Regions from separate parts of the Homo sapiens genome. Here region 2 is linked to region 1. A link is a loop called in an ENCODE intact Hi-C map of the cell type or tissue named here. Cell type or tissue: endothelial cell of umbilical vein. All regions are shown on one strand. Links, peaks and the distances in the headings refer to the core of each region. The heading gives the core; the rest is flanking DNA. Region 1 holds the start of SP8 (Sp8 transcription factor). Region 2 holds the start of CDCA7L (cell division cycle associated 7 like).

Region 1 (16,176 bases), core at 4,528-9,527:
CCTCCCCGGGAGGGCCCCGGGGTCTTTCTCAATGTACTGGGCACTTCGAGGAGCTGGGAAGAGGAAAGCGGAGGGTAGCGTTTAGAAAGGGAGGGAAATCCTCCCAGGCTCAAAACCTCTCGCAGAATTCATTCGAAAAGAGAACGAAGGGAACTTTGGGCAGGCCGGACCTCGGCTCAGCGCCCTGCGAGAGAAGCAGAGGTCGCTGCCAGCGTTTCCTCCCGCGCAGCAAGAAATTGGTGCCTGAGAAGCAAAGTTGAGGAATGGGCTTTTTAAAAGCGGCAGCCCCAGGCCGGGCGCGGTGGCTCACGCCGGTAATCCCAGCACTTTAAGAGGCCGAGGCTGGCGGATCACCTGAAGTCAGGAGTTCGAGACCAGGCCAACATGGTGAAACCGGTCTCTACTGAAAATGCACAATTAGCCGGGCGTGGTGGCGGTCGCCTGTAATCCCAGCTACAGGGGAGGCTGAGGCAGGAGAATCGCTTGAACCCGGAAGGCGGAGGTTGCAGTGAGCCGAAATTGCGCTGTTGCACTCCAGCCTAGACAAGAGCGAAACTCCATCTCAAAAAAAAAAAAAAAAAAAAAAAGCAACATTTCCGGTAGATGGACTTTCAAAAACGGTACTAGAATACCAGGAAAAAGCGACAGCTTGTAGCGGGGCTTTATTCCGAGTTCTAGGTCACCTCAAGCCCTCCCCGCTGTCCCTAGAGCTCTCCCACTGTTCGTTAGGAACCAAAGCAAAATGTATAAGGCTGCTTTCCTCACCGCCAAGAGACTCCGCAGAAAATTAAATTAAATTAAACATGCGCCGAGGGACTAGGGAAAAATAGATCCCCCCTCCCCGCCGCTGCAGCAAATCAACATTTCTGCTCACAGGGAGAGCAGCGAATCTAAAGACATGGCCACTGACGCGCATCCCCTTAAACCGCAGCGGCTAGGGTCCAGGATGGCAAGGAATTAGCGGCTTTCCTTTAATCCGGAAGCAGGGAATAAACAGGGAGAAAATTCTGAATCTTATTTTTAAAATAACATCAACTATTTATATTGAGCAGTCTTCAAAAGATGCCACCCAAAACCAAAGCCCTGACTTTAAAATGGGTACAGCATTACTATATTTCGATTCCTTACTTTAACACCATTTTCTTGAAATACAGGCACAGAATTGATCTTCTGCGCCATTTTTTAAAAAGGAGGGAGATTGGGAGGGAGAGAAGGAGGAAGAAAGGAAGGAAGGAAGCAACTGCAGAAACCATACTTTTAAAAAGAGAGAGAAGGATAAAGATGTTGGTAATATCTGGGTTTTTCTTAGGAGTGTAAAGAGAAATAATGCCTGTTTGGACAGAAGCAGCAAAAATCAGTAGTAAAATGAACAACCACAGTTTATTCAAAATACCTGCATCAAATCAATCCCTTTTTGAGGCTGTTTGTACAAAACACTGAGCAAAATTCTTAAATTCTTCATGATAATATTTATCTTTACCATCTTAGCAAACAGATAATAATCAAATCCACACTTTTTTCCCCCTTTTTCTGCCTTAATTTATCAGCCAAAAAGATCATCTGACCTTTGAGCAATCCTCTACAATATTTATTTTTAAAAAAATTCCTCTACAAGCCTTCTGTAGCATTCCATTTAATAACCTCACCAAAAGATCCATGAAGATGAAAATGATAGCAAAATTATCGATCTGCCTACTTAGGAGTCCAGTCTCATCACCTGCTTGTCTTTAAATTTTAATTTCAGTATTCTCTAACCAAAGGAAGCCCAGTTGAGAAGTTATGCCAAGATTCCGGTAGGAGCAGGGCGGAAGGAAGGCAAACCCATTCAGGAGCTTTTTCCAGCATCAGTTGTTCTGAGAGGAAGTCATCATATTGGTTTAAATTAAGTTTCTTACATAAAATATTTCAGTTGGTAATCCAGCCTCAACAAATCACAGTTACACATATCTCAGTGAAAGAGATCATCCACAAAGAGAGAAGGTGAGGAAGGAAGGAGCCAAAAAAGGAGAAAGCAGGATAGGGAAGAAACATTCAAGTTTGTAGAAGAGATGAGGTAGGAAATGGAAATGGTTGGATTGGCAGCCCTTTCCAGACTCTGGAGGGTGGGCTGATATATGCTGGCCTGACTTCTGGGTCAACAACTAGTTTAACTCTATCTTGATCTGCCAGACTGGAAGCTTGTCCCTTGGTTCAAAGTGAGACCTGGCCTTTGACTTCACTTGAGTGAGCCTCCAGCTACTGCCAGGAAGTGCTTTATCAGGGACAAAACAGGAACAAAAAAAAAAAAAAAATCACAATTTGGTACCTCATCTTCTGTTTTCCCAAAAGAACCCTGCCCACCCTGCAGAAAATTAAGCTAGAAATACTGTTCCATAACCACCAAAACAAACCAAGCAAAGCTAGAAGGGTGAGGAGCCAGAAGGAAGAAAGGGAAAGTTTGCACATCTGTACAGCAGAAAAAATGTCCCCCTTCAATCACCCCAAAGAAATCTTCTTCCAGACAATATTTCTCCTTGTCATAACCCACCTCTTAAATCAATGTTGATTCTGCATGTAATGCAACTGATATTATAAATGTACCAAGCAGCTTTCCTCTTACCTGCCACTACATTTAACTCCTTCAGAACCGCTCTTTCCGAATCCCTCAGCATTGCAACTTTCAATAAAAAAGAAACAACACTTAAACTGTGTTCTGCTTGTTATCCTAGGAAGAAAGTGACAGAAAGAAACTATTTTACTTTTAAAATCCATTATTTAGAACTATAGTATACCAAAGAATCAGAGTTAACTTGTTTGTCTAGAACCATAGAGACTGGAGGCCTCAAATACCTGCATAGACAGCAGGATTAAAGGTGTCACCTACTTGGACACGAGCTATATTATTCTAAAACATCTTTTATCCCTAATTGCTTTTTCCTCTCAATTTACAGTGCTCATAGCACTTTGTATTTTCACTTGCTTCTATGCATTATAATTACCATATATAGATTTCAATGGAAAATTTTTCAGTTCAAGATGTATACCAAGACTATACTTAGGGTGGGGAGATTGCAAACAGAAATAAAGAAGCTAAACTTGTAAGAATCCAAACACACTAACTTTTTATTCAATTTGATTCAAAATAATAATATTAATCTAATAGTGAAATAGTGATATAACATCAATCAACATTTAGAGTATTTTATGTTTCAAAGTATGGCTCAGGAACACCCATTGCTAAATGCACTTAGACATAACAAGACAGTATTTTTTATTGGCATCATTGACACCTATGAACAATAGCCTAGTAAATAGATTAAGGTTTAACCTTCCTTTTCTTTGGTGGCTGTTTAGAGACTTTAAAAGAACAGATAACTCATTTCAACAGGAATCTACTACTGATATTTACCTCTACATAATCTTTAGCTAAGACTTGGAATGCCAAAAACAAGCTTTTGTTAGCTTGACCTCCTCCACCTCCTAACAACAAAAGTTATCCCCAAACCCATGTTTTTATTTTAGATGTATTGATCTTCCAATGTAAGGCTTGGCCTTTTAAATACTAATGCAATCAATGGCCAACAACCTGACTCCTTCTGGAGACTGAGAAGGAAAGAGAATGGTGAAATTTCTTTGAATTGTGACTTAGTACAAATTTTAAGAGGTCAGTAAATCCTGATGCTATGAGCTAAATCTACTGGTAAATAATCAATTACATTCCTTAGACACTATAATCTTTATCTTGGTAAACAGAGAAAACACAGCTTTGCCAAATAGATCTTTCCATCTAACATCTTAAAGGTAATTATTTAAATATTACCACAAACAAGGATATATTTTGTTTAAATTAGACAATTAACTGAAGATAAAATGCACGTCCATAGTTTAAAAAGGGGAAAAAATACAAATTAACTGGCCTAGTCTTTTATCTGAGTTTATTATACCATTTAAAATATTACAAATAAATCAATTACATTTCATGCATTTAAAATGCAAATCTAAAATGCTCCAGAGAAAGGCTTTTCATTTCAATGTGAAATATCCAAATTATTTCAACATTACAATGAGCAATTAGTTTGCAGAATCTGCAAACATTTAAATGTAGTGTCAGAAGTATTTATTAACAGTTAACAATATTACCTTCAGGAAATACACAAAGGCCAAAGTTAGTCGAGTTTCACTTGGACAATTTATTTAATACATGGGTTTTGGCAGACCACTTATTATGAAATATAGGAGAACTCTCACTTTAACTATGCCTGAACTGCCAGCAAATGCAAATAAGTACATGCTCCATTAAATTAAATGTCATCCAACATTTATCAAATATTGTCTTAGTTACAGCTTGATACCTATCTAAATTCATATTCGAGCAAAACTAGGCCCCGAAAGTGCGTTTGTGGCTCTGCACCTCCAGAAGTGAGTTCAAAAAACCTGCAGCTCATCAGAACTGCAACAATAACTCTTAATATTTTCTTGTGACAAAAAAAAAAAATCAAGTTTACTTCAATATATTTTCAAATATTTACTGGAAGTAATGTACAAGAAAAATACTATACAAAATCGTCTCCTGGACAACTGCACCTCACACCCTTACACTGGCGGAGTTATATTTAATTGGTAACTAATCTAGAACGATTCTCCAGTTGTACAAACCATTAGGTTCAGATATATTTTACAAAGGTTCTTTTTTATTTTCCCTCTTTTGGTATTTAAACTACAGCCTCGTCTGAAATAAACGATAGCTTCTTCACTTGTTTGTAAGTTTAAATCACACACAAAAAAGTTTAACCCTACGATCTTCATGAATTGAGAGAATTTACGAAATTGGTACTATACAATTGACGGCCGGACTAACAAAAAAGATTGGGAGGTTATGTTTGGGAGTGGTGAAAAAACGAGGTAGAAAAGGACAAACATGGAGATAGTTAATCTGGTCTCACCGGAAAGGAGTATTTTTGCATAAGAAAAAAGCACCTACCCTCACCCCCGCCCCCACCCCGTAAGTTAAGTTAATGCAGTCAAAGTAACTTTGGGATCAATATTAGCAGTTTCGAGAGAAAGATTGCTCCCCGTTAGAGGAAAAAACTATTATAGAAGGGAAACCAAATGGAAGGTTGCTATTTTCCCCCTAGTTTTTTTAAAAATAAAATATATGCTATAAAGATGAAAGAAAGCTGCTGCAGCGATTCGACAAGACTGCCCTTTGCTGAAACTTGCATCGGTTCCACCTCAGGGAACAAAGAAAAAGAGGCAGACTGACATTGGGAGATCTAAACTCTACAAACTCTGGGTCTCGGGCTGCCAAAAGTCACCCCCACCAAGCCCCGACAGCCTGAGTAGGACGTCCGGCGATGCCCAGGGGCCTGGCAGGGTGCTCCGAAGCCGAGGTGCTCAGTACAGCGGCTCTGGAACCAAGCAGCCGTCTGCCCGGGCGGCGCTGTTCTGCCCAGGCCTCCAGCCTCTCCCTCTCCACCGCTCCGCTCAGGCTTGTCAGCCGAGCCGCTCCTGCCCGCGCGAGGCCCGCTGTCTACCAGGCACTGGATTAGTCCAGCTCTACCTCCAGTGGCCGTTCCCTCTAAAAGTTACGCCCTTCACAACCTGGGGGGTGGAGGAGGGGAGGACAAGGAAGAGAGAACGAGAAATAAAGGCCCGACGAGGCGCGGGTTCCGGCTGCAACGGGTTCAGGCAGCGTTACCCGTGGAAAGGGAAAGCCAGGGCCCGGGACAGCGATGCGTGTTACTTACTTGTCCATATCCCCTTTACAAAGTTAAGTCACAGAAGGAAGAAGGAAGAGGGGCAGAAACAGAAAGAGACAGAGAGCGAGTCGGATGCAATAGGGAAAGGCTGGAGTTGAAGTCCGGACAGACAGGGCCCAAGAGGACTTGGTGGGAGGAGGTCGGGGAGAGGGGCGGGCGCAGGGTGGGCGTCACTCTAGGCCGTTGCGGTGCCCGGGCTCGGGGGGCTGCAGCAGCTCTGGGGAGTGGCAGGGCGGGCTGCCCGCGGCGCTGTGCTCGCTGTCGGTGTCGCTGCCCTTCTTGCCGCCGCTGCCCGAGCCCGCCGAGCCGCCGCCGCCGCCGCCGCCACTGTGCGTCTTCACGTGCTTGCTGAGGTGGTCGCTGCGCATGAAGCGCTTGTTGCAAACTGGACAGGCGAAGCGCTTCTCGCCGGTGTGGGTCCGCAGGTGCCGCTGCAGCTCGTCGGAGCGCGTGAAGCGCTTGCCGCAGAAAAGCCAGTTGCACACGAAGGGCCGCTCGCCCGTGTGCCAGCGCAGGTGCGCCTTGAGGTGCGAAGTCTTGCCGTACACCTTGCCGCAGCCCGGGATGTGGCAGCTGTGCAGGCCCTTGCGCCGCAAGCTCGCCCCGGCAGGGCCCAGCCGCTCTGCCTCCTGGCAGTTGGGGCAGTCGCAGGTGGCGCGGCCGGAGTAGCGGCGAGCTGAGGAGCGCGGGGAGCCCCCCAGCGGCGCCGAAGGCCCAGCGCTCAACATGGAGCCCCCCGCGCCGGCCAGCGGCGACGGGGCCGAGTCCGGGTAGGAGCCGGGTAGCACTGGCTTGAAGCCGTCCATGAGGTGCTGCCCGGCGGGGCTGAGCAGGTGCGAGGAGGCGCCGCTGCTGAAGGCCGAGTGACTCAGGCCCGAGTAATCCGAGTTGTAGCCTCCGAGCGGCGAGTGCAGCGAGGTTTGGAGCCCCCCGGCGGCAGGGTGCAGCGAGCCGGGCAGCGCAGCCGCGCTGTTCGGGTTCTGCACGTCGATCCAGCCGGCCCCCACGTCCCACCAGCTGGAGGCGCCGGCCGAGCCCACCTCGCCCGCAGCACCCAGGCCCGGGTGCGAGGGCTTAAACCACGACTCGTACGGGTGCGCCATGCCCACCCGCGGGTAGATGCCCTGCAGCCCGTCCACAGAGGTGTGCACCTTGGAGATGAACACCGGCTGGTGGGAGCCGTCCTGCGAGTGCGCGGAGGAGCCGCCGCCGCCGCCCCCGCCGCCGCCGCCGCTGCCCCCGGAAACTCCGGGGGCCTGGAAAACAGAGTAGTCGTTGGCGAAGGGCGAGCTGGAGGCGGCGGCTGCGGCGGCGGCGGCGGCGGCTGCGGCGCTGCTGGAGGTGAGGGAGAAGGCGCTGGAGCCAGGCGAGCCGCCGCAGCTGAACGAGTCGGACACCAGGGCCGCGGCAGCCGCGGCTGCTGCCGCGGCCGCCGCAGCCGCCGAGGACGAGCCGCCGTTCCTGGAGGCCCCGGACACGCCGAAGCTTGAGAGACTGGAACCCACTACGTTGCAGCTGGCGGAAGAAGAGGACGAGGAGCGTTTCCAGGGGTGGAAGCCTTTGCCGAAGGAAGAAGAGCTGTCCGAGAGGGAGGAGGGAGACGGGCTGGGGCTGCCTATCTTATTACAGGTAGCGGCAAGCATGGCCAGAGGAGTCGATCCCAACCTCGGTTCTTCCTGCGAGGAGGAGAGGAGAAGGAGTGGGGGAGGGGAGGTGGGCAAAGGGCCGGTGGGGGAGGAAAGGAAGAAATGTGCATCAGTCCTTCGGTAGCCTCCAAAGCGCCCCACTGCACCCCATCTCTCGCTGCGGCGCGCCGCCACCAACTCACCTGGCACCCCCAACAGCCCCGGCGCCCGGCCGCTTCCTACTCTACAGGAGGGGACAAGTTTGGCTGCCGGCGTCTGATTCGGGAGCAAGCACCACGCTAAAGAAGAGTTTGACAAGTATTCTCACCTAAAACAACACTCTCTTGCACACAAAGCCCCAGACACTTCGTAACAAACAAGCAAAAAGTCCAGATTGGAGAGGAAGGAAGTTTTCTTTGCCGAGAAGCCTGGGGGAAAACCATTGGATTGCTTTTAAGAGCGCTTCCCTGTAATCCGGAGAGCTTTGAAAAACCTGTTCGGGTCCCCAGAAACCCATCCTGGGTTGTTTCTCCCAGGCCAAAAGAAATCAAACTGTAGGGCTCACTCTTTCTTCCTGCTTTTCTTTCTTTCTTTTTTTAAAAGCATATCTACAGTAGTAAAAACGAGACGAGTTCAACGTACCTGCGAGACAAGGCGGGCTGCAGAATTTTTTTTTAAGGGTTAGGGGAAGAATCTGCACTTTGCCCAGAAGGAAAAACTTGCTCTCTTTACCCCCGAAATCGGTGCCTGTAAAATGGGCTGGACGCAGGTCTCCCGGGCAGGGAGCAGCGAGGCGCTGCGCGGTGGCTTGTCTAAATGCCCTTCGAACCTTTTCCTGCGCTGAAAAAAAGTGACTCTGCCCCCTTCTCCCCCTTTTTCTTTTCTCCAAACTCACTTGTATTTAAAGAAAAAAAAAAAAAGCTCTCAATAGAGAGACTGATAGCCCGTGGCCTGGCCGGGGCGACTTTAACCCCCTCCAATCGGCAATAAAAGGAAACTAATTAAACCAGCAAGAGAAAATCCTGAGACTCACCCCTAGAAGTGAAGTTGCCATCACACAAAAGTGCCCTCCTCCTCTCAGAGGATCTTTTTTATATTGATAAATCAGAGGCAGTGTTTTTTTTAGAGGTGTGCAATACAATGATCAGTTCCGCCCATTCCACCACAATTGTAGCTCCCTCTCCGGCTTTGAAGTGCCGCGGAGGCGCGGCCAGCCAATCTGCGGCCTCGCCGGGCCGCGCGGCGCGCGCGCCGTGAGGTCATCGGCGCCGCCGCCTGCCGCCGTGGTGGAAGGGGGAGTGGGAGCGGAGGGGGCGGGGGCGGCTGCGTGTGTTACAAAGCGCAAAGCGCGCGCTCGCGTGTATGAGTGTGTGTGTAACAATGTAACTGTGTGCGAGTGTGACCAGGCGTAGGAGAGGACAGTGCGGAGACTGGAGGGAGGGGGGATGGGGGTGTGACACCGTAACAGTGACAGTGTGGTAAAGGCGGGGAGTGGAGAGAGTGCAGAAAAGGGAGGGTTGTGTGATAAGATAACTGCGTGTGCGACAAAGCGGGGTAGAGGGACAGAGCAGTTAAGTGTTGGGAAGGGTGTGAGTGTACGGTAGTGTAACTGACAAACCTAGGGAGGGAAGAGGGACTCAACTGGGTGGGGGGTGAGTGTGTTTGGTGTTGGGGGAGAAGGAGGGCTGTGAACATGTGTATTTGTGCGACAGAGAAGAGGGAAGGGTGTGTGTGGGCGCTTGTGTTGTGTGCGCGCACCAAAGCTGGTAGTGGGGAATGGGAACAATGCAATAAAGTGTGTGTTTGTAAGAGAGAGACTGTCGAGCTGAAGAGAGAAACCGACTAAGTTGATGGAGGCTGAGTGAATAAATATTCACAAACGCTGCCCCTGTCGCCAACTTCCTTTGGCTCCTTGTACCTAAAATCTTGAGTGATTTTTTTTTCTTAACTTGGTAAACAGCGTCACTACATTTTTGAAGAAGATCTTTAAACCCACCTTTTCTTTCCCGGCTCTCCAACGAAATAGTAGAAAGGTTGAGAGGCTAAGGGTTATTTTTAGGGATGCGTTGGGACGTGGATGCGCGCCTGCGCGCCCATGAGTTGTTTCTTTGATGCCGTGGCTTTTTTTTTTTTTTTTTTTTTTTTTTTCCCTGAGGTGGAATTCTGCTTTAGAAGTGCACGTCTCACTCTAGGGGAGGAGGTGTGTGTGTCCCGTGGTGTTGAGTAAATTTCAATACAAAAGGATTAGATAGAGAAGAGAGTAAGCGAGGGTCGTTTTTTCTTTGGGTAAGAAATTGAAGAGCGTTTTACGGAATTTAGAAATTTTCACAGAAAACCTCACTGCCTCTTTCTGAGAAAAGAATCAGGACTTTGATCGAAATATATGGGTTCTATTTATCTAAGAATAGAGAGGAGCTTTTGACAAATCTTGGACATTTATCCAGGCGTCAGTGTCTAATGGCGATTGGGCCAGAGATCTGTCTATGAGTGTGTGTGCATGTTAATAGATACACTTAGTTCAAATTCGGTGGGGTTTAGTCATTTGCTTGCCATTTGTGTTATTAGTTGCCTTCAGAAATGCCATTACAATTTCACTGCCACCACAAGGGAACTTAAACCGCAGAAAGCACAACACCAGTGTAGCAAAAAGTCCAGTCTTTGTAGCCCTATTGAATATTCATAAGTTATAAAAACAGTTCATATTTTTAACCAGTTACAAGTGCTCTCAGAAGTCTAATTTTAAAATGGAATTAACTAAAATGTGACTAGCTGGGCGAACTGTTTTGTTTTGACTGGGAAAACATTTTTATTTTACTGTTGTGTTTGAACCCCCCTCAAGGATTTCACAGCTTCTAGGGATGTCAAAAAATCTTCCTAGGGTTTACAAAATTTCGAAGTCAAGTTGTATCGTGTAAATTTCATTGAGCAGAGTTGAAACTGATGTTTGTGGTGTGAGAGTGTACATTTCTGACCCTTTTTTAAACGCTGTGGGGATATTGACTGTACATCATATCTATTGATTAAGGGGGTAAGGTATACTCTCATACTTTGAAGTAAGTGTGAAGTAAATTAATGAACTGCTTTCTTTCTCTGAGGGCTGACGCTTACCATAAATGTCGTGTTTCTCCCTGCAAGCCGCTCTGAATGATTTTAGCGTGTTGAGAAGGCGTGACAGGCCAGCCCAGAAGGAGGAAGGGGTGGGGGAAGGAGGGTACTCCGTTTAACAAATAAAAGAGAATTAACTTCATTGCTTTGGTCTCCTTCTTTAATGATATTCATTTTAAGGGCCTAATATACAGTTGTTCAGATTTGGGGTTTAATTCTAATCAATACCATCATCCTCAAAGGTGGAGAAAAACAGCTTTGAGGGGAGGCTCCCATCTATGAATAGTTATTTATTTTATCTTTTTATCCTCCTATCTTCTGGAAGGAAGTGAGGCAGGACTATTAAAAAGTTAAATGCTGATACTGAGAGTAAACAGAGGCGTTAACACTGTTTCCTCAAAAATGCCAGGAATTAGAAAAACCCAGCGTCATGTGACTGCAGTTTTGAGCTACCTAATTCTAAGATTTTTCAAGTGTATAAATTAACTTTAGAATCATATGTCATTCTTCCTATAAGTCACAACGTTGGTGTGGATTTAATGAAAATACTGGATTCTTCAGTTTGTGTAAGATTGGCTTGCAGCATTTGGGGATTTCCACAAAGGTGTGTATGTGCAACTTTCTTCATTATATATATGTATATATATTTTTTATTAGAAATATATGTATATTCCACTTACTTTCATATAAAAAGTGAGCTATTTCTTTCATAGTAGCATTGGTCAAAGGGCATTTTTTTCTTGTACCACCCTTCTTTCACTCCCTCCCCAAAAGAAATGGCTAGTGTTTGTGACATGAGGCATAAGGCAGCTGTGTTAAAAAGAAAAGACAAAGAGAATTATATAATTGACCAAAAATTTTAGCAGTCATAATTTTGCATCTAAATATGCTTGAAACTAGACTTAATGACAGCTCTTTCTCCACTTTGGAGAAGTGACCCAATCATTCTTAAATCCTGTCCCATAGGAGAGAACATCTGTAATCCATTGTTGATATAGCCTGCCTGGCAAAGCATTTCAGGGTGCATACACTTCGGTTTAACTTTTACGATATTGATTATTACTCTTGAGTATTATATTGTGATAATATAGATGTTTGAAAAAGAGGGGGAAGAAAAATAGGAAGTACAGGCTTTCTAACATTAATTAAAAGTTTCTCCACCCCATATGAAGTTTAATGTGCTGGCAGGAAGAGGGGTAGATGGATATTCTGCTGTTTCTTGCAAACCTGTGGGATCCACTATCAATAAAGCTAAAATCTATTAGCATTCTGTATGCATCTGCAGCATAAATTTCATTTGAATTTCAAATTTAATAAACTAGGAGGTTTTTAATCATCCCTGGTTTTATTTGTTTGATATTAACATGCTTATTGACCGGGTCTGGTGACCAGTTTGATCATTACAGGACAGCAAAAAGTTAATTAAAACGACCACAGCCCCTTAATCATATCATCTGTCTCATCCATGTCGCTCTCTTTATTACCGGTGATGATGGATAGTCTCCCAGATTAATTTCTCTGTTTCTTCGATTTGGACAACAGCTTTTGGGACCTAATTTACATCCTGGGAACAACTTGCTCAAGTATATCTAACACCTTGCAGCTACAATATACATCAACATCTCCTTAGATGGAACGGAGAAAGGAAGGTTTTTTGCAGGCAGGTTTGAAGACTAATCAATGCTCGGATCTGGAGGTCTTAGCTTTCACAACCAAAGAAACAGAAGGTCCTAAAAGCAAATTAGAGGCCTCAATTCCTGCTTTTCCTTTTGCGGGAGTAGGAAGTGAAAGATGCCTCTGCTGTTTGATTAATAGATTAAAATGTGTAGCTACAGCGACAAGTAAATAAAGTCATTTGTAACCATTAAGTACAATTAGGGATTTATAGTGGAAAACATCAAAGTTATCTAGGCTTTCAAGTGTCCGGCAGCTCATCTACACCAAATACGGTTTTTGAACTTGTTAAGTGTGGACCACTATAAACAGAGCGTCAAAAAAAAAAAAAAAAAAAAAAAAAAAAAAAAAAAAAAAAGAGAGAGAGAGAGAAAATAAAAGGAAAGGAAAAAAGCCTAATGGTAAAAAATGCACACAAACTGTAGCGCGTACCTCTGCAGGGTACGTTTAAACCCGGCTCTTAGCATCTCGGTTTCTAGAGCGTTGGCAGGGACATGCAGCTCTGGAAGCTGACCGGCGGGTGCCCGCGGGAGACAGAGCGAACGCAGTGCTGGCACTGCGTCCCTGGCCTGCGCCTCTCCCAGAATGGGAAGACGACCCCCAACCCCTTGACTAGTGTGCGGGGTCCTCGCACGCGGACGTGTTGGCTACTAAATAAAGCGTGAAGAGGGATCGCTGGGTAGCTGAGCGCCGCCGGCGGCCGCCGGGAGCAGCGAGCTGAGCCAGGTTGGGTGGGGGTGTTTCCTCGTCGAGAGCTCTCTGGTCAAAGTTTCCTTCCCGCTGGAAAACAAAAACAAAAACAAAAAACAAACCAAAACCAAAACAAACAAAAAAAAAAAACCTGGCTAGGCGTGGACCTGTGAATTCCTGAGGGGTGCCCCTTAGCAGTCCATTTCTCTTTCGTGTGGTTTTACTAAGAAGTTACCTAACATTTCCTGGGAAGAGAGGTAATACAAGCCCCTCGCTGGTGGCAGATTGTTGAGCCGTAGGTGGGAAGAGATCAGTCGGCCAGAGCCCAGAGAGGGCTGTATTTTCCTGATTGGAAAATGGGAACTTCCACGCTGAACAATAGCCTCTATTAGTGAGGTTATTTGGTTCCAAACTGTCCGGCCACATTTATAGCCGAGTCCTTACTTTTCTGGTAGTGCTTAATTGGATGCATTTGTTGACCACAACGAAGCAATAGTGACTCTTGATCTACTGGCACAGGAGCTTCTTGGTGATGAAAAGCGTTGCCTTGATGACTGTAAATAAATGAGACCACTTGAGAGAGCATTTCCTATTTTTTTCTTGACTTGATATTTTTCTTCCATTCTCCTTAATATTTACTTTTTCTTCTCTGCCACTTCAAAATGTTCAAAAGTTAGGGACACTTTAATTAAAAGAGATTTACTTATCTGACTTAGCATATTACCAGCTTTGATTTATTTTAGCTGGGATATTCAAATTGCATAGTTAGAAGACAAGCGGGACTTTCCCCATGTATCAAACAATCATCTTAGTAGTAGGTAAGTTCATAGATAGGAAAAGTATAAAGATATTTACCAAAATTGATGTTCAAAATCTCCATCTCTGTGTACAGCCTGTATTAAAGGAAGAAAACAAAACACCTTTCCCTATTTATTGTCAACACACATAATGTTCATATCTTCATGCTATGTTAATGTGGCCTCGTGCTACTTCTACATTCAGGCTTGCACTCTACAGTACTTTTTATATTCATCTCTGCCAGCCCATGGATAAAATTGATAATTAATTCTACAGCACTTTGTATTTCTCCTTCATCATATAAATGAAGGAAACACATGTAGGGAAAAGAGTTTGCTCATTTAGTGTGAATGGTGTGTGTTTGTGTGTGACTGTCGTTCAAGGCAAGAGAGCAAAAGAGAAGCTTAGACATTCAGATGAGTGTGTCTCTGATTTTTTTCCTAGAATGGATTTGTTTCTGTTATTTTCTCTTTTGGTATTATATATCACTTTCTTACAGCTAACATGCAGAGTTAAAAACTACTAAATGCTTATCCTCAACACTATTGATTTCTTTTCATTCTGTTCTGTTAGTAGAGGAGGTAATGCTCCCAGATTACCCCGGGGTCTCCTCCAGACGGTTGACAATTGCAATCGCAGTTTTGGGAAGATAAATGTTACTCTGGGAATTGTGTTTAATTACAAATAATCTAGGAGCTGCTCCAGGTCTCTGGGTTTAACCACACATGTGTTCAAATCACTGTATAAGGTTTACAAATGTGTGATATTTGTGAAAGGGGATACAATTCACTTTCTAAAACCAGGGGACAAACTAGCATGCTCCCACTTTGGGTTTGTCAACAGATTCTTAGAGATAACACTACCCAAAATAACACCAATGACCAGAAAGTGTGGCGTCTTCGAGCACTTGAAAGCCTAAAAAATTGTTCATTGGAGTTTACTTTCAGGTCAGTTTTATTAAAATGAAAATCTGAAAATTAGCCATGCTTTCTTGAGTTCTCAAAGTCTCTTGCACAAGTCCATTTGTGTAGAGAATATTTTTGAGTCTACATAAGTTTTTTTTAATTTTATTTTATTTTGACAGAAGTTTTGTGGATGTCCCCTGAAATAGCTCAATGGTTAATTTTTACTGTTCCTCTTGTAACTCAGCTGCTACCTTTGTGTGTGTGTGATTCTTTGCTTATATGGCAGCTCAATTAGTGTTGTTTGTGTGTGTGTGCTCGGTTTTTTCTAATAGTCTTATTAACAAGAAAAAAGGTGGCGAACAGGTTATTCTCTTAACCTGACCTGGCTCTAAGAGTAAGATGAGCAGCACTGAACAGATGTCCCCATTTAAGCCGTTCTTTTCCCACATGCCTGCTGGATATTGCAGGCGCGCAGGAAGCTCGCTTCAAACCTGGCCCATTTCAGGCCATAATGGCCACGTTATTTCGGCCCAGTGAACACGAACAAAATCGCGTGCTTTAGAATCATTCGACTCTGAGTCCAGGAAAAGCAGGGGGTGTGGTGGCAGTGGGGGTGGCTAGGGAGGGGTGTATATGAGTGGGGGAGCCGATTTCATCTCGGATCGCAGGAAGAGAACTTGCTCAAAAGAATTTTTCCCCAGCAAAAGTGGTATAATTTACAGCGCAACTTAATAATCCGAGGGGCAATGCAAAAGCCCTTTGCGTTGTAAACCGCTTCTAATTACCTGCCAGAGCAATTAGCTGACTATCACGAAGAAATTAGATCGCTCAATGTAGCATAAATAATGCGAATAATTTTGTAAGAAGAATGGAAAGCGAGACCTGGTGTTTCTTTATAAGGAAATAACACCTCGTACTGTAAGAGCCCTCCATGAACACATATTAATGTCTAGGCATGCATGGCAATGAGTCCGAGCAGGAGCCCTCTGGCTGCGGTTCAGCACTTTTTCCGTTTACGTATGCGGGGTGAAAGTCGGCTTCCAGGCGTTCGATCTCCAGCCTTCCAGCTCACAGTAATTAACACATAGCGACTTCAATGGGAAAACCTGTTTTCCAGATGATTTTTACAATGCAGCTTTATGTCTCATTTGGCAGTTTAAATAGCTGGAGTTGTTTTCTGGCTTCATCTCTACTATCATCTGTTGAGCATATTTTGCTTAGAATATTGAATCCCAACCAAAATTTGGGTGCAGGCTTTTGCTGACTTTTATTTTCTTAAGAAGTGGGGATATCAGGAGCCATTTTGAAGGATACTAGAGCAAAGAATTCTTGTGAGGACCTGCTAGTGCCAGCAGATATTTGAGTTCCTGAATGCGTTTACAAAGTACATTGGGATATTTTTGTGTATGCTTCACTTTAACTTTTTTATTTAAAATCTACCTTAATTATATTTTCTAACTAACTCACTTCTCTTGAGTGATTGTGCCCTATACGGGGGTTCAGATGGTGAGTTCTCATATTTCTTAGCAAAGAAAAATAAAAGTAAAGCTGCAATCTAATTTGGGAGGAAAGCTGAAGGTGCATTTAGGTGTCTGAAAGCAGTATAAGCTCTTTGAAATTTACTTGGTTTGTAAATTACAA
Region 2 (16,176 bases), core at 4,064-9,063, 1.2 Mb after region 1:
AATACCATTCAGGACATAGGCAGGGGCAAGGACTTCATGACTAAAACACCAAAAGCAATGGCAACAAAAGCCAGAATTGACAAATGGGATCTAATTAAACTAAAGAGCTTCTGCACAGCAAAAGAAACTATCATCAGAGTGAACAGGCAACTTACAGAATGGAAGAAAATTTTTGTAATCTACCCATATGACAAAGGGCTAATATCCAGAATCTACAAGGAAATTAAACAAATTTATAAGAAAAAAAAAAAGAACAACTTCATCAAAAAGTGGGCGAAAGATATGATACTTCTCAAAAGAAGACATTTATACTGCCAACAAACATATGAAAAAAAGCTCATCATCACTGGTCATTAAAGAAATGCAAATCAAAACCACAATGAAATACCATCTCGTGCCAGTTAGAATGGCGAACATTAAAAAGTCAGGAAACAACAGATGCTGGAGGGGATGTGGAGAAATAGGAATGCTTTTACACTGTTGGTGGGAGTGTAAATTAGTTCAACCATTGCAGAAGACAGTGTGGCGATTCCTCAAGGATCTAGAACCAGAAATACCATTTGACCCAGCAATCCATTACTGGGTTTATACCCAAAGGATTATAAATCATTCTACTATAAAGACACATGCACATGTATGTTTATTGTGGCACTGTTCACGATAGCAAAGACTTGGAACCAACCCAAATGCCCATCAATGATAGACTGGATAAAGAAAATGTGGCACATATACACCATGGAATACTATGCAGCCATAAAAAAGGATGTGTTCATGTCCTTTGCAGGGACATGGATGAAGCAGGAAACCAGCTAAATTATCAGCAAACTAACACAAGAACAGAAAACCAAACACCACATATTCTTATTCATAGTTGGCAGGTGAACAATGAGAACACATGGACATGGGAAGAGGAACATCACACACTGGGGCCCGTCGGGGTTGGGGGACTAGAGGAGGGATATCATTAGGAGAAATAACTAATGTAGACGACGGGTTAATGGGTGCAGCAAACCACCATGGCACATGTATACCTATGTAACAAACCTGCACGTTCTGCACATGCATCCCAGAACTTAAAGTATAAAAAAAAGAAAAAAAAAGATTATCAGCCGTTTTATCACAGAAACCTTAAAGGTCAGAAAGCAGTAGGATGATTTATTTGTAACATATTTAAAATGTAGAAGGGAAAAAAACTATCAAACAAGAATTCTCCATCTGGTTAAAAAAAAAAAACTGCCCTTCAAAAATGAGATAAAAATTAAGACATTCCCAAATAAACAAAAGCCAAGGGAATTCATTACTACTGGCATTTGCAACAGAAAATGCTGAAAGGAGTACTTCACATTTACATGAAAGTCACTACACCGTAACTTTGTCAAAGCCATACAAAAATATAAGGTTCTCAGGTAAAGGTAAATACATGGACAAATATAAAAACTAGAGTATTATTGTAAATTTGGCTTATAACTCTACTTGTTATTTTCTAAAGGATTAAAAATACTTACGAATCTGTTCATGGATACACAACACATAAAGATGTAATTCCTGATCTCAATTACATAAAATGATGGAAAAAGAGCTATATAGGAGTAGAATTTTTGTATGTCGCTGAAGTGAAATTGGTATCATTCAAACCAGATTGCTATAACTTTAGAATGTTATATGTAATCTCCATGGTAACACAAAAACTATCTAAGAAGAAAAGGAAATGAAATGAGAAGAGAGTCAAAATGTGCCAATACTAAGCAATCAACTAAACTCAAAGGAAGGCAATAACAGAGGAAATGAGGGACAAAAAAGCCATAGGATATACAGAAAACCTATTTCTTAAATCACAAGATTAAGTAATTCCCCACCAGTAATTACTTTAAATTTAAATGTGTTAAACTCCAAATCAAAAGAAATTGACTGGCAGGAAGGATTTTTTCAAAATAGGATACAACTCTACACTATCTACAACAGACTCACTTTAGATCTAAAGACACCAATAGGTTAAAAGTAAAAGGACAGAAAAAGATACTCGATGCAAATAATAACCAAAAGAGAGATGGAGTGGCTATACTAATATGAGACAAAATAGTCAAAAACTGTTGTGAAAGACAAAGACATTACAGATTGATAAAAGAGCCAATTCACTAGAAGATAGAACAATTATAAATATATACACACACCAAACATCAAAGATCCCAAATATATGAAGCAAACACTGACAGAACTGAATGAAGAAATAGACTGTTCTGCAACAACAGATAGAAACTTCAACACCCCACTTTCAACAGTGAACAGAACAAGACAGAGCAATAAGGAAACAGAAGACTTGAGCAACATTATAAACCAACTAAAACTAATAGCACTCAACCCAACAACAGAATAAACACTTTTCTCAAGTACTTACAGAAAATTTTCCAGGACACACTATATGTTAGGCCACAAAACAAGTGTGAATATATTTTTAAATGACTGAAATAATACTATCCTTTGTTACAGTAGAGTGAAACTAGAAATCAGTAACAGAAGGAAAAATGAAAAATTCACAAATATGTGGAAATTAAATAACATATTCCTAAACAACCATGGGTCAAAGAAGACATCACAAGGGAAATTAGAAAATACTTTGAAACAAATGTAAATGAAAACAAAATTTACCAAAATATATGGGATGCAGCAAAAGGCACTGCTAAGAGGTAAATTTATAGCTGTAAACACAATAAAAATGAAGATCTCCAACCAAAAAACAAACCATACACATTAGGGGAACAGGAAATGTATAGCACACCAAACCCAAAGTTAGCAAGAGGAAGGAAACAAAGATTAAAACAGATATGAATAGAATAGATAATAGAATAAGAGAAAAATCAATGAAGCCAAAAGTTTATTCTTTGAAAAAAAAAATCAACAAATTGGCAAATCTTAAGCTACATGACTAGAAAATATACAGAGAAAACTCAAATTACTAACGTTAGTAATGAAATTGGACATTACTACCAATTTTACATAAATAAAAAGGACTGGCCAGGCGCTGTGGCTCACGCCTGTAATCCCAACACTTTGAGAGGCAGAGGTGGGTGGATCACAAGGTCAGGAGTTCAAGACCAGCCTGGCCAAGATGGTGAAACCCCATCTCTACTAAAAATGCAAAAAAATTAGCCAGGCTTGGTGGTGGGCGCCTGTAATCCCAGCTACTTGGGAGGCTGAAACAGAGAACTGCTTGAACCCAGGAGGCGGAGGTTGCAGTGAGCCGCTACTGTGCCACTACACTCCAGCCTGGGCGACAGAGCAAGACTCCGTCTCAAAATGAATAAATAAATAAATAAATAGGATTTTAAGAGTACTATAAACAACCGTATGCCAACAAATTGGATTATCTAGATATAATGGATAAATCCCGAGAAACAAACAACCTAGCTAGATTAAATTATGAAGAAACAGAAGATCTGAATATATTTGAAATAAGGATTTTAAGTAGTAATCAAAACCCTCCCAACAAAGTAAACCCCAGGACAAGATGGCTTCATGGGTAATTCTACCAAACATTTAAAGAAGAACAAACACCAGTCTTTCTCAAAGTCTTCCAAAAACTTGAAGAAGGAGGAACACTTGAAACTCATTCTATGTGACCAGCATTATCCTGATACCAAAGCCAGAGAAAGATACTAGAAAACTATACAGCCATATCTCTTACGAATACTGATACAAGAATACTCAACAAAATGCAGGTAAAACAAATTCGGCAGTGTAGCAAAAGGATTATACAAGATCACCAAGTGGCATTTATTCTAGGAATGCAAAATGGTTCAAACACATAAAAATCAATTAATGTAGTACACCCTATGAACAGAATAAAGGGGAAAAACAAAGATCATCTCAACTGATGCAGAAAAACATCTGACAAAATTCAACACCCTTCCCTCATCAGAAAAAAAAAAAATAGAAGGAAACTTAAACTCACCAACATAAGGCTATATACGAAAAACCCGCAACTAACAAGATACTCAATGATGAATGGAAGATTGAAAGCTTTTCCCCTAAGATCAGGAGCTAGACAAATATGCCTGCTTTTACCACTTCTATTCAACGCAGTATTGGGAGGTCTAGCCAGACCAATCAGGCAAGAAAAATAAATAACGCATCCAAATTGGAAAGGAAGAAGCAAAATTTATCTCTGCTATAAGAGACGTGATTATATATGTAGAGAACACTAGAGATTACACAAAAAGTAGTTAGAGCTAACAATTAGACATTGCAGGACACAAAATCAACACAAAAATCAACTATGCTTCTACACACTAACAATGAACAATTATGAAAATTAAGAAAACGATTCCATTTACAATGGCATCAGAATAATAAAGTACTTAGAAATAAGTTTAACCAAAAAGGCGAAAAAAGCCTTGTACACTGAAAACTACATCCCCGAAAAAATCAAGGAAGACAAGGAAATGGAGAACCATCCCATGTTCATGGATTGGAAGGCTTAATATAAGGTGACAATACTAACTGAAGCTATGTACAGACTCAATGTATTCCTTCTCAAACTCTCAGTGACTTCTTTCGTAAAAACAAAAGTCCATCCTAAAATTAATGTGGAATCTCAAAGGACCCTAAATAGCCAAAACAATCTTAAAAAAGAAGAACAGACCAGGCGCAGTGGCTCACACCTGAAATCCTAGCACTTTGGGAGGCTGAGGTGGGCAGACTGCCTGAACTCAGGAGTTTCAGACCACCCTGGGCAACATGGTGAAACCCCATCTCTACTAAAATACAAAAAAAAATTAGCCAGGCATGGCAGCATGTGCCTGTAGTCCCGGCTACTCGGGAGGCTGAGGCAGGAGAATTGCTTGAACCCAGGAGGCAGAGGTTACAGTGAGCCGAGATTGCACCACTGCACCCTAGCCTAGGTGACAGAACAAGACTCCATCCCTTAAAAAAGAAAAAAAAAAAAAAGAACAGTGTTAGAGGACTCACATTTCCTGACTTCAATACTTACTACAAAGCTATAGTAATCAAAACAGTGTGGTCTTGGCATAAAGGCAGACATATATATCAATGGAAATGAATAAAGAGCCCAGATACAAACCCTTGCATATACAGTTAACTAATTTTCAACAAGGATGCCAAGAATAATGGCAAAGAACAGTATTTTCAACAAACAGTGCTGGGAAAATTGGATTAGGTTGGACCCTTACCTTAAGCCATCTATAAAAACTAACTCAAGATGGATCAAAGATCTAAATATAAGAGCTAAAACTATAAAACTCATGGAAGAAAATACAGGGGAAAAGTTTCATGACACTGAATTTGGCAATAATTTCTTGGATATGGCAACAAAAGAAAAATAAATAAACTAGACCTCAAAATTAAAAACTTTTGTGCAAAGGGCGCTATCAAGACAGTGAAAAGGCAACCTATATAGAATGAGAGAAAATATTTGCAAATAATATCTAATAAGGGATTAATATCCAAGATATATAAATAACTCACTTAACAACTACAAAAACCCAGTTAAGAAATGGGCAAAGGACTTGAATTAACATTTCTTCAAAGAAGAGGTACAGGTGACCAACGGGCACAAGAAAAAAATTCTTAACATCACTAATCATTGGGGAAATGCAAAACAAAACCACGATGAGATACCACTTTATGCACATTAGAATGGCCATTAAAAAAAAATCCAGGAAAGAACTAGGGCTGGCAAAGACGTGAAGAAATTGGAACACTCGTGCACTGCTTATGATGATATAAAATGACACAGCCACTGTGCCAAACAGTATAGTGGTTTCTGAAAAAATTGAATTTAGTATTATCATATAACCCAGCAATTCTACTTTTAGGAACACACACCCAGAACAACTGAAAGCAGGGACTGAAGCAGATATTTGTATGCCAATGTTTATTCATTGGTATTTACAATAGCCAAAAGGTGGAAACAACCGACAACATAAATAGATGAGTAAATAAAGATGGTATGTACACATAAGAGTATTATTCAGACTTTAAAAGAAATGACGTCAGGCACAGTGTCTTATGCCTCTAATCCCAGCACTTTGGGAGGCCAAGACAGGAGGATTGCTTGAGCCCAGGAGTTCAAGACCAACCTGGGCAACACAGAGACTCCATCTCTACCAGAAATTTTAAAAAGAAAAATTAGCCAAGCAGGGTAGTACATACCTATAGTCCCAGCTACTCAAGAGGTTGCAGTGGGAGGATCACTTGAGCCCAGGAGGTCAAGGCGCAGTGAGCCACGATAGCACCACTGCACTCCAGCCTGGGCAACAGAGTGAGACCCTGTCTCAAAAGAGAAATAATTGAAAAAAAATTCTGATACATACTATAACATGGATAAACTTTAATAACAATGTTAAGTGAAATGAGCCAGTGACAAAAGGACAAATACCATATGATTCCACTCATATGAGATACCTAGGATAGTCATATCCTCAGAGACAGAAACTAAAACAGAAGTAACCAGGGGCTGGAGGAAGAGGTCATAGGGGTAATTGTTTAGTAGGTAGAGAGTTTCAGTTTAAAATGATGAAAAAGCTCATGAGAGATCAGTGATGGCGGCACAACATTGTGACTATACTTAGTAACACTGAAAGGTTAAAAATAGTACCTTTTATTATGTATATCTTACCACAATAAAAAGCCCCACAGGGTAGTCAATGTTATGTTTAAAAGAGAAGAAATAAATGGGAAGTCATTTTAGATATGTATTTACACAGGTCTTAGAAGAGCTATTCAGCAGATGAGTACCTAATGAACTGGAATTTTGGCAGAGATCCTGGGAGTGAAGTGAACCAAATCACTTGGGAAGTGTGAAGTAATTTCCTCCTCCAGGGAGGTCAGCAGATAGAACATGTGAAGCCAATGTTAAGATTTCTCTGGAGTCTAAAAGATTATCAAATTGGACAAGTCTGTTCTCAGTGTTTTCCAACAAGGTGCAACTGACGTTTTGGACAGAACAACTGCTTCATCCTGTAGGACTCTCCTGCCTGCCACATGGTACTTAATACCCCTGAACTCCAAACCACTTACCAGGGGCATTCCCCTCACCCTCATCACTCTAACAATCAAAAAGAAACCCACCCACGTTTGTTACCACGACTACCATGACCCCAGATCACTCAGATGACAACCACAGAGTGATTGAATCCAAAACTGAAATAGGAGCACCCTGGTCTGTTAGGATATGACAAGCTATAAAGCAGTAGCAAACAACCCTAAATCTCAATCAATAGCTTCAAACCAAAAAAAAAAAAAAAAAAAAAGGCTTCCGTCTTGTTCACATTACATGTCCATCACAGGCCAGCCCAAGGCTCTATTCCACACTGTCCTCACACCAGAACCTGGGCTGATAGAGCTACCACTCTGCAGAATGCTGACAGATGCAGTGGCAGAGGGAATGAGATACAGTAAGTGGTATGCTGGCATTTAAATAATTCACTTAGAAGTGACATATAGTACTTCTCATATTCCACTGGCCAAAGCAAGTCAAATAGCCTTGACTGTTTCAGGGCCAGGAAAGTGCAACCCTACACCACTTACCTGGAAGGAAAAGAACCAGCCCTGATGACTTCCAAACTATGCCTGCGAAGTGCTCTGAAAAGTAGAAAACGCTATATAAATGTTAATTAAAAGAGTATATTACTAACAATACTACTTTGCCCTTCCATCCATTCAATGGATATTTATTAGGCATCTAATACATGCTGGACATCGTCTCCTAAGCATCAAATATATGCCAGACACCATGCTAAGAGAGCTGATGAAAACTGAGTCGTAAGTGGTAGGGTAAGAGAAACAATCTTTAAACAATTCCAGTGTGGTATGATAAATGTGATCAGGGAAGTCAGCCCAGGTACTCCAGAAGTTCCCAGGGCGAGCACCTGAGCCAGCGGTGGGGGCAATGGATGGGAAGACTTCCAGGAGCAGTAACCTACATAGCTGCAGGATGCAGTCACCCTGGAGAACCTGCTGTAGATGCACAGGTGGAAGCATGAATGTGGGCGCTGTGGATGGGGTGTCCCTGCCTTCCGCCAAGTCAATGAGACCAACTTGCCACAAATTCCCCATAGCCCTAATCTGCAGTCACTTCCACTAAATGTCCACTGACACATTTATAGGTTTTCTTGGTTTTCTAGGCAGACCGGATGTAAAGAACAGATTTCTGGGACTACTCTCCACTTTCCCCCCAACTAGAACATTCTATGAGATGCTCTAAGTTCAAGGAGACAACATTCTTTCAGTCCAGTTATCATAAGCTTGGTTCTAACCTCAGCAAAAACTGCTTTCTTTCAGCTAATATAGCGCAACAAAAGGGGAAATGCCCTAGGAAAACAATGTGTCAGAGGCTCCTAACCATTGAAAATCAGGCACATTCCCTTTATGAGATATTAAATACATTATAAAGAGTTATTAAAAATAGTGCAGACTCCAACACAAGCCGTAAGATATACAGTATACCACCCTGAGATATTTATTTCCTCTAATAAAGAAAAAAATATTTTTTCAACAGAAAATACATAAAATACACATCTAGAAACACTAGACAGTCACTAAAAATGAAAACTGTAAAGATCTCTACGCTACTAGGAAAAGTAATGCTGATAGTGCTAAGGAAAGCAGATTCCAACAGCAATCATACTGTAAAGGTTAGACAAAGATGACGACTGTGCTACAGGCAAACACTTCATGGAAACTGCAGAAAATGGGGCACGGAGAGTAGGGGAAGCAGAGAAGTGGTTCAGTGCAGCTTACGGTAACATGTTATTGTTTGTACAATGCAAATTTCACATAAAAGTCATTCCTATGTAAAAGCTTGGTGGATCTTATTCACATTCCCAAACTGACTTTTACAGGCAGTATAAAGCATAATCTGGTGAGTTCCTAAAAAAGAACCAGACTAGCTGCTGTTAACACTCCAGCCCTTCTAGTTAAAGGGAGGAGGGAACAGGGCAAGTTTCCTGACTCACCAAGGCCCGGTGATTCCAGCAGCAAGGGCCAATTCCTTACAAATTGCCCTGAGCAAATTAGTCAATTTAGCCTTATCTTTAAAAGGCAGATAACACAACCTACTTCACAGAACTACAGTGGGGATTAAATCTGATAACTTTTAAGTACTTAGCACAGCATGACTTTTAAAAGGAAGTGATAGTTTCCATTCCTTGGGGGCAAAAAAGGATGGCTCTTAAGGTCTCCCTCTACTCTCCAAACCCAAGGTCCCCCAGGTCCCCATAGCACAGAGCAGGAGCCAGCTGAGCTCTGGCAAAAGCAGAAGAGGAAGGGAGTTCAAGCATGGCCTTCTGGTAGAGAGTGTGGGGAAAGAGGCGTGTTTTCTGTGTCTTTGTTCTTCCACCCTACCAATGCCTAGCACATAACCGGTGCTCAACTGACTATCTGATCAGTGTACTAACCCAGTCAGCAAGCCCTCTATCCTCAGCTGATGATCATGAAGGAAAACAGGCAGGAAACATCAACGATTTATTTGAACTAAAGCTCAGGCCCCTTGCACTGTGAGACTCCACACTTTATTTCTGTGCTGCATGCAGGGTGCTAGCATTTACTACTATGGAAGATACATTTTTCTGAGTGTTAACTTCAGTGGTATTTACCAAATATGCCTCTGAATGGTCCTATTTCAAAAAAACTACAGAAAGCACTGCTTTTCATAAACAAAAAGAACAAAATGGCCCCAGTAGTATTTTCTTATCTCTATCCCTACCTACTTTAAGTAGCCTGTAATCTATTCCATTTTGGTGAATAAAGCCGAGTCTTTTCTAAAACAAAACTGTATACTGGAGGTAAATATTCTAAAACATAACTTTGAGTAAAGGAAAACTCTCAAGAGCAGTTTAAATGTAATGCCTGGCTTATTCTATTCCAATGATGTTCTAATCTTTTTCATTAATTTACTCTAATGTTTGTAATTGTTTTAGGCCACAATTATCTCATTGTTTCCTGGCCTGTGTACCTGATCAGAATCATTATGATCTCTGAGGTTTTCGCCTGATTTTTGAGAATCCTGCTCTGCTATGGATGGGGTAGCCAGCAGAACACAGAACAACCAAGGAGCGTTTTAAATACAAGACTATTAGAGTGGCAAATCATTGTCCTTTCTGTGACCAGCTTCTGGGGCTCTGGAATTACATGTTAAACAACAGGATCAGATGGGAGCACTTTGCAGCTAAGAGACCAATACCAGAAAAATACCCCTTTACCCCTTCAACAGCGTGCTCCTGCCTATTTACAAGAACATTTAGCATCATTTCCTTCTCAAATGGGCCATCCTGTACTCTGGAGCTAGAACAGAGTACGAGGAGAACACTGACATTCAGTGCCTACCAGTTTCTCTCCTACGGAGCTGCAGCAAGCTGGAGCTCCCATGAGCTGCACTGTTGACAGCTCTTAGTCAGGGATCACACCCTTGCCTTTACGAGCTATTTCTGTCATTTTATATAAAAGCACAAAGACACAGTGGTCAGCACGACAAGACTACAGCCTGGGGGAAGCGTAATCACTGTCAGAGGACATCAAATCCAACACACTGGTGGGATGGCAGGAAAGCAGACTCGAAAGTAGTTCAGAGTAAATGAGTCTCCTTGTTTGCTTCTTACTCATAACATTAGGCCTAAGCTGCTTTGCTGAAACACTTAGCTCTGCGCTTTCCAAGCGATAGAAATTATACTTACTCCAATGTGTGAGATGAAAACCCACTGCACACTGAGCTGAGCGACATTTGATGTGCAGTAATGCCACTTCAGGTGGTTCATCACATTGCTTTATTCATAAGGCTGGGGGACAGGGTGGAACCACACGAATTTAACATCTTGCTGTGCCTGAAATGTTCATTAAGTGTTCTTATCCGCAGTCACCTGCCCACCCCACAGAACCACTCTCCACTAATTTAGAGACTATAATCTGTGCACATTTAAATTACGATGAACAGGAACATTTCCACTGGAAAAACCATCACACATCTTTGATTTGCACTGCCAATTAGGTCTTCAGAAAAGGAAAAAAAAAAAAACCCTGATCATCTTACATATAGTAATTTGCCTTAATTGGTGCATAATGGATCGGATATAATTTGTGGGTAACCCCTACATGATAAATAGTTTATTTAACATTTTAGAACTACCAAAAATTAGCCTCATTGTGTGGCAGTAAACGCTCACTTCCAACTACACATTCTGGGACTTCTGAGTTTCCTAAGCATGAATTATGAATATCAGTAGTGGAAGTGCAAAGAACTCTCCAGCTTAACAACAGGAGTGACACATTCCAGAAACATTTTCTGATTACATTCACAAGGAGCTCCGGAGTGATAAATTCCAGATACATTTTCTGACTAAACTCACAAGGAGCTCAAATCTCCATCCAGAGGGTTTGTTTTTTGTTTTTAGTCCTGTAGCAACAGAAACTCCTAGAAGGTTAGGACGCCAGCCGGAAGTGGTGGCTCACGCCTGTAATCCCAGCACTTTGGGAGGCCGAGGCAGGTGGATCACCTGAGGTCAGCAGTTCAAGACCAGACTGGACAACATTGTGAAACCCTGTCTCTACTAAAAAAAAAAAAAAAATACAAAAAATTAGACAGGCGTGGTGGCGGGCGCCTGTAATCCCAGCTACTCGGGACGCTGAGGCAGGAAAATTGCTTGAACCCGGGAGGCGAAGGTTGCAGTGAGCCGAGGTCGCGCCATTACACTCCACCCCGGACAAGAGCGAAACTCCGTCTCCAAAAAAAAAAAAAAAAAAAAAAGGATGCTAATACACGGTAAAAGCCAGTGGCAAAAAATAAAAAATCGAACCCTGTCTCATTCCGTAGGCTTTACTGTTTCCCTTGCTTTTAATAGTTTATCTCACAGGAGGCATTTTAAAAATATTCTCAGAAACATCAACAACAGATTTTTCTCAAGCGACCATTTTCAGGAAGGCTTCAGAAATTACTAAAAGGCCAAAGCTACCGTTAGTGGCTCAGTCTTTGCCGCCAGACTCGGGCAGGTGACAGCGGTTTGGGCTCGGGCGCCGGGCACTCTGCGCCTTCCAACGCTGGCGGCCCCGCCTCCCCTTCTCCCGGGCCAGGCACGCAGGTGGAGGAAAGTAAACACCAGTCGGAAGCAAGGTGGAAGCAGTGAGTCTCGCGACTCTCAATAAAACAAGTGGAAAAAAAAAAAAAAACAATCCTCGCACAAAGCATCTCCGTGCTCCCACAAGCAGAGGCGTGGCTGCTTGTTTCCCTTTTTAAAGGTTGTATTTTTAGTTCTTATGAAAAATGTTTTTATTGCTTACTTCTAAGTAAACATGTATCTCCATTACGATAACGTAGAGAAAAGCTCTTTTAAGAAGTAAAAAGAGAAAACTGAAGTCACGTTCACATTCCCACTACTCACTGAAACGTTTGGGGGAACTTACTCAAGTGTTTGCTAATGAGTTTTAAAGACGAGTTAGGCCCTTAACGCGTAATTGGGGTCGTGCTGTGCATATGATTTGGGATCTTGCAGCTTGTTTAACTCGGCCCAATGACGTTACCATTTCCCCCAAATGGTTACTAATTCCTTGAAAACGTTTACAAAAGTTCTAGAATAAACACTAAAGTTATTATTTTTAAACTCCATTATCCAAGTTGGACTGGTCTGGCGATCGACTGTTAAAAAAAAAAAATTACAACTTTCTTAAGCTTCCTGATCTCTGTGCCAATTCCCGGAGAAAGTGTGGGGAGTGCACAAAAAAAGCCCCTCCCCCGTCTCACGAGGGCTGCAAACGCAGGCGCTGCGCCCCGCTAGCTCCCCGCCTGCACCCCCGGCGGCCACCCGAGACTGAGCAGAGCGCCAGGCTGAGCGCGGTTGTGTGCTGGGGCGACCGGCCTCTGTGGTCCGCGTAGCACAAACGTGACCCACTGCGCACACCTGCAGGGCGCGCCCACTCCGGCACTCAACCGGCTGGGCGCGCCAGATCCCCAGTGCCGCAGCCAAGGGCCACGTTTCCAGCCCAAGGCCAGCAGGACCGGGTGGCAAAGGGAAGTCAAACTGTGGGTGCGTCCGGACGGCGGCGGGCGGCCGGACCCTCACCTGGTAGCGAGTCGCCAACTCCATTCTTCCTAACCGGGCTCCAGTCTCCTCCCAGCACGCGGCCACGGGAGCCCGGACTCACCACGGCCCGGCGCACCAAGAACGCCCCGCGCCCGAGCAGCTAGCGCGCTCCGCCCGGAGCACAGGCGGGCCCCGGGAGGGGCGCACTTGACGCCCTGGACAGGGGGAGCGCGTTGCGCTGCCCCCTCGGTGCCGCCTCACTGGGCCTCGTGGCTCCGATCACGTTCCAACTTCGCGGCCACTGACCTTGTCTTCGCAGGCGGCGCGAGAGGGGGCTGCAGTTGGGCGCGGCAAGAGCAATTACCAGTGTTAGGGCGCCGGGCTCCCCCCTGCAGCAGAGGGAGGGAGTGGAGCCGTCCGGCGGGGTTTAGCGCGGGAGAAATGAGGGGGCTGTCCCGGCGCAGCCTCCAGCTGGCACGCGCGCTGGATACTTGGCAGGGTTTATTCCAGGTCATGCCCTGGGGCGCGAGCTTCTGCTGCAACCCCTGTCTCTGATCCAGGCAAATATTGTAGGGCGGCTTTGGGGCTTGTTTTGTTTTGTTGTTGTAACGGGGCAGGGTTCTCTTTGGGAAGATTCTGTCTCCCAAAACATTTGCTACAGGGTTCACTTTGCAGAACAGGCAACCCAGGTTTCTTTACCAAGGCCCAGGTGGACAGATGCAAACCCGCCTGAAACTTTAGACGGCCATTACACAGTAGGCCTCCACACCCACCAGACAAAGAGTTTGTAGAGGTCAGGAATGCTGACTAATTTAACAGAATTGACCCCGGCATCTACTAAGCATCAGGCACTGGGCTAGTCCTAGGAACAGAAGGGTGAACAAAAACAGGCCCCTGCTCTGTTGGAGTTTACAGCCTGAGAGCCAGTTACCAACCTAATTGCATTATTCTAAATAAATACAATAATGATGCAAATAAGTGTAATAACGATGTAAATTTTATAAATTAGATTTATAATTAATATTAATTTGATACCACTATCAATGACAAATGTAATGATGATGCAAATAAATGTAAATTTGGAGCGATGATGCCATGAGAAAAAAGGCAAGTGGTATTAATGGTGGTGTGAAATAGGAAGACAATCTGATAGAGGTCAGGGAATACTTCTTAGAGTTCAGATATGAAGAGTGAGGAATTAAGTTTGTGGAAATTGTGGGAGAGTTGAAGTAGAGAGTGGGGAGAATGGTAAATGAAGTTGTCCTGAAATCACAGCAGGTTTGCTGGACAGTGTTGCACACCTATTTAGAACCGTGGTCATAGGTTTACAGTAGAGCATCCTGTACGCATAGGACCTTCTGCAGCCCCTCTCAGCTGCTTAGGATCTGACGTTCATCTTTTCTTTATTGAACGAGTGAATGAAATTTGCCAAACATTTACTCAAGCTTGAAGAGAAAACATGGAAAAGGTTTCCTTCCTTCCTTTGGTTAGTTCAGCAAACAACATGTGTTATGTGCTTTCATGTTCCAGCCCTCAGTGTTCTCACTTCCTGGTGGTAGTAAAACCAATACAACATTGTGTGACTTAAAATGTTTTGTTTTTATTGGATAATGTTATTTATTCATTATGGCCACTTCATTTTTATTATGCTTTAGAGTTTTCCTTCACATGCAGTATCTCCTTGAATCCTCTCAATATCCTTCCAGATCCTTATTGTCCACATTTTTAAAATAAGGAAACAGAATCTAAGAAAATACATTAAGAGATCCCTGCCACCCTGCCACTAAGTGACAGCAGCAGACTGCCAAACTGAAAACCATTCCTTATGCCTCCAGATCCAACATTCTTTCCATTTTTCTGTATTTTTTCCCTTTGGCTGCCAGGAAGCTTAGAGTGAAAATTAATTCAATCAGAGCTCTTCTTCCTCTTTTTTTTTTTTTAGATAGTTGCTTCCTCATGAACTGCTGATCTTGTTTGCACTTCTTTTCATTGTAGGTTAAATCAAATCAATTTTGGAAAAGGGAGCACAAATTTGAAGCAGGTCAGATTTTGCAAAACACTTGAAGCAGCCTAGACTAGCTACTTCTGTATCAGGAAACCTGTAAGCTGTTGAACCTTTCTGTTTAGAAATTTGCCATAACTAACCCTAAGTCTTCAGATGACAACCCCTAAATTTTCTTCCTGTGCTTAGCAAAGCCTGTACACGTTTGATGGTATTTAGTAATTGATTATATAGTGGTGTGTTTTGTTTTGTTTTGTTTTGTTTTGTTTTGGTCAGGCTTTGGGAAAATCTCTAAGGAACCAGAGGATTTAAACATGGCACTGCAGTAATACTTTCTAATAATTATTACTGATAGGGTTCACGGGATGTGAGCACTGGGTTTCATCATGGCACTGCAAGAATGAGTGTCCCTTCCAGATGCAACAGTATACATATTGCAACACAGAAAAAGAAGACATAATGTTTGCAACTTCTTTTAAGAAGTCTGTCTAGAAATCCATGCTTGATTGCTTTTTAAATGTTTCCATGAGAGAGTAAAAACTTGGTCCCCAGTACCTTGAACAAGGTAAGAAATTTGTGATTAGAAGCCAAAGGAGTTAATAATGCCACACTAAAATATGCTGCTCTGGCATATTCACTATTTTTAGTTAAAAGCACTTAAAAAAAAAAAAAGCAGGTAGGAGAAGATCACTCTGAACTTAATGTTGTTTCTTAAAAGCAGGAGATAAAATTCCCCTATGAAAGCTGTCCTCCCTACACAAGAAGGAAAGCCACATTCTTATCAAAGACAGGAAATTGAAGCTGAGGGAAATCTGTACAAACAAACCTTGTTAAACTAACCCTTATCTTCTCAGTCACTTCTCCACCCAATTAACTACACTAGCCCATGCCCCTTTGCCTCATCGCATTTTCAGTTTTACTACTCTGTGCAATTCACTATATAAATGTCCAACTCAAACTTCATCCTGGGGTCTTCATTTCCTTAAAAAGGCACCCATGCCACATAAAACTTCGATTAGACAAATCTATATGCTTTTCTCTTGTTAATCTATTTTATGTCAGTTTAATCCTCAGACCCAGCCAGGACCCAAAAGGATGGAGATGAAGTTTTACTCCCCTACAAAGCCATTATTGAACCTCATTAAATGA

The links. Hi-C counts contacts between places; a loop is a spot of excess contacts. Peaks named below come from ENCODE experiments on the same cell type or tissue, not always from the same donor. Only the 100,000 strongest peaks of a DNase experiment are listed, where the experiment ranks them.
Region 2: a loop joins it to region 1, with 3 times the contacts of the local background. A loop is called at or near these places in 2 of 110 quality-filtered maps.

Annotation. Positions count from the first base shown.
Region 1 is chr7:20,778,382-20,794,557 of GRCh38, forward strand. It overlaps SP8 (Sp8 transcription factor), which reads right to left and starts at 8,505. Exons shown (of 2, transcript NM_182700.6): 1 at 8,397-8,505; 2 at 3,898-7,414. The coding sequence starts at 8,417. The coding sequence ends at 5,909. RefSeq lists enhancers at 4,883-5,543, 14,628-15,902. In endothelial cell of umbilical vein, for the core only: a CTCF peak has its summit at 6,671 (motif pointing left); a DNase peak (open chromatin) is centred at 8,560; H3K4me3 peaks cover 3,730 bases; H3K27me3 peaks cover 3,307 bases.
Region 2 is chr7:21,932,717-21,948,892 of GRCh38, forward strand. It overlaps CDCA7L (cell division cycle associated 7 like), which reads right to left and starts at 13,183. Exons shown (of 10, transcript NM_018719.5): 1 at 13,065-13,183. The coding sequence starts at 13,088. RefSeq lists enhancers at 8,858-9,478, 12,992-13,141, 13,137-13,847, 13,532-13,781 and a silencer at 12,802-12,851. In endothelial cell of umbilical vein, for the core only: no CTCF peak of the experiment used is centred there; a DNase peak (open chromatin) is centred at 6,795; H3K27ac peaks cover 1,087 bases.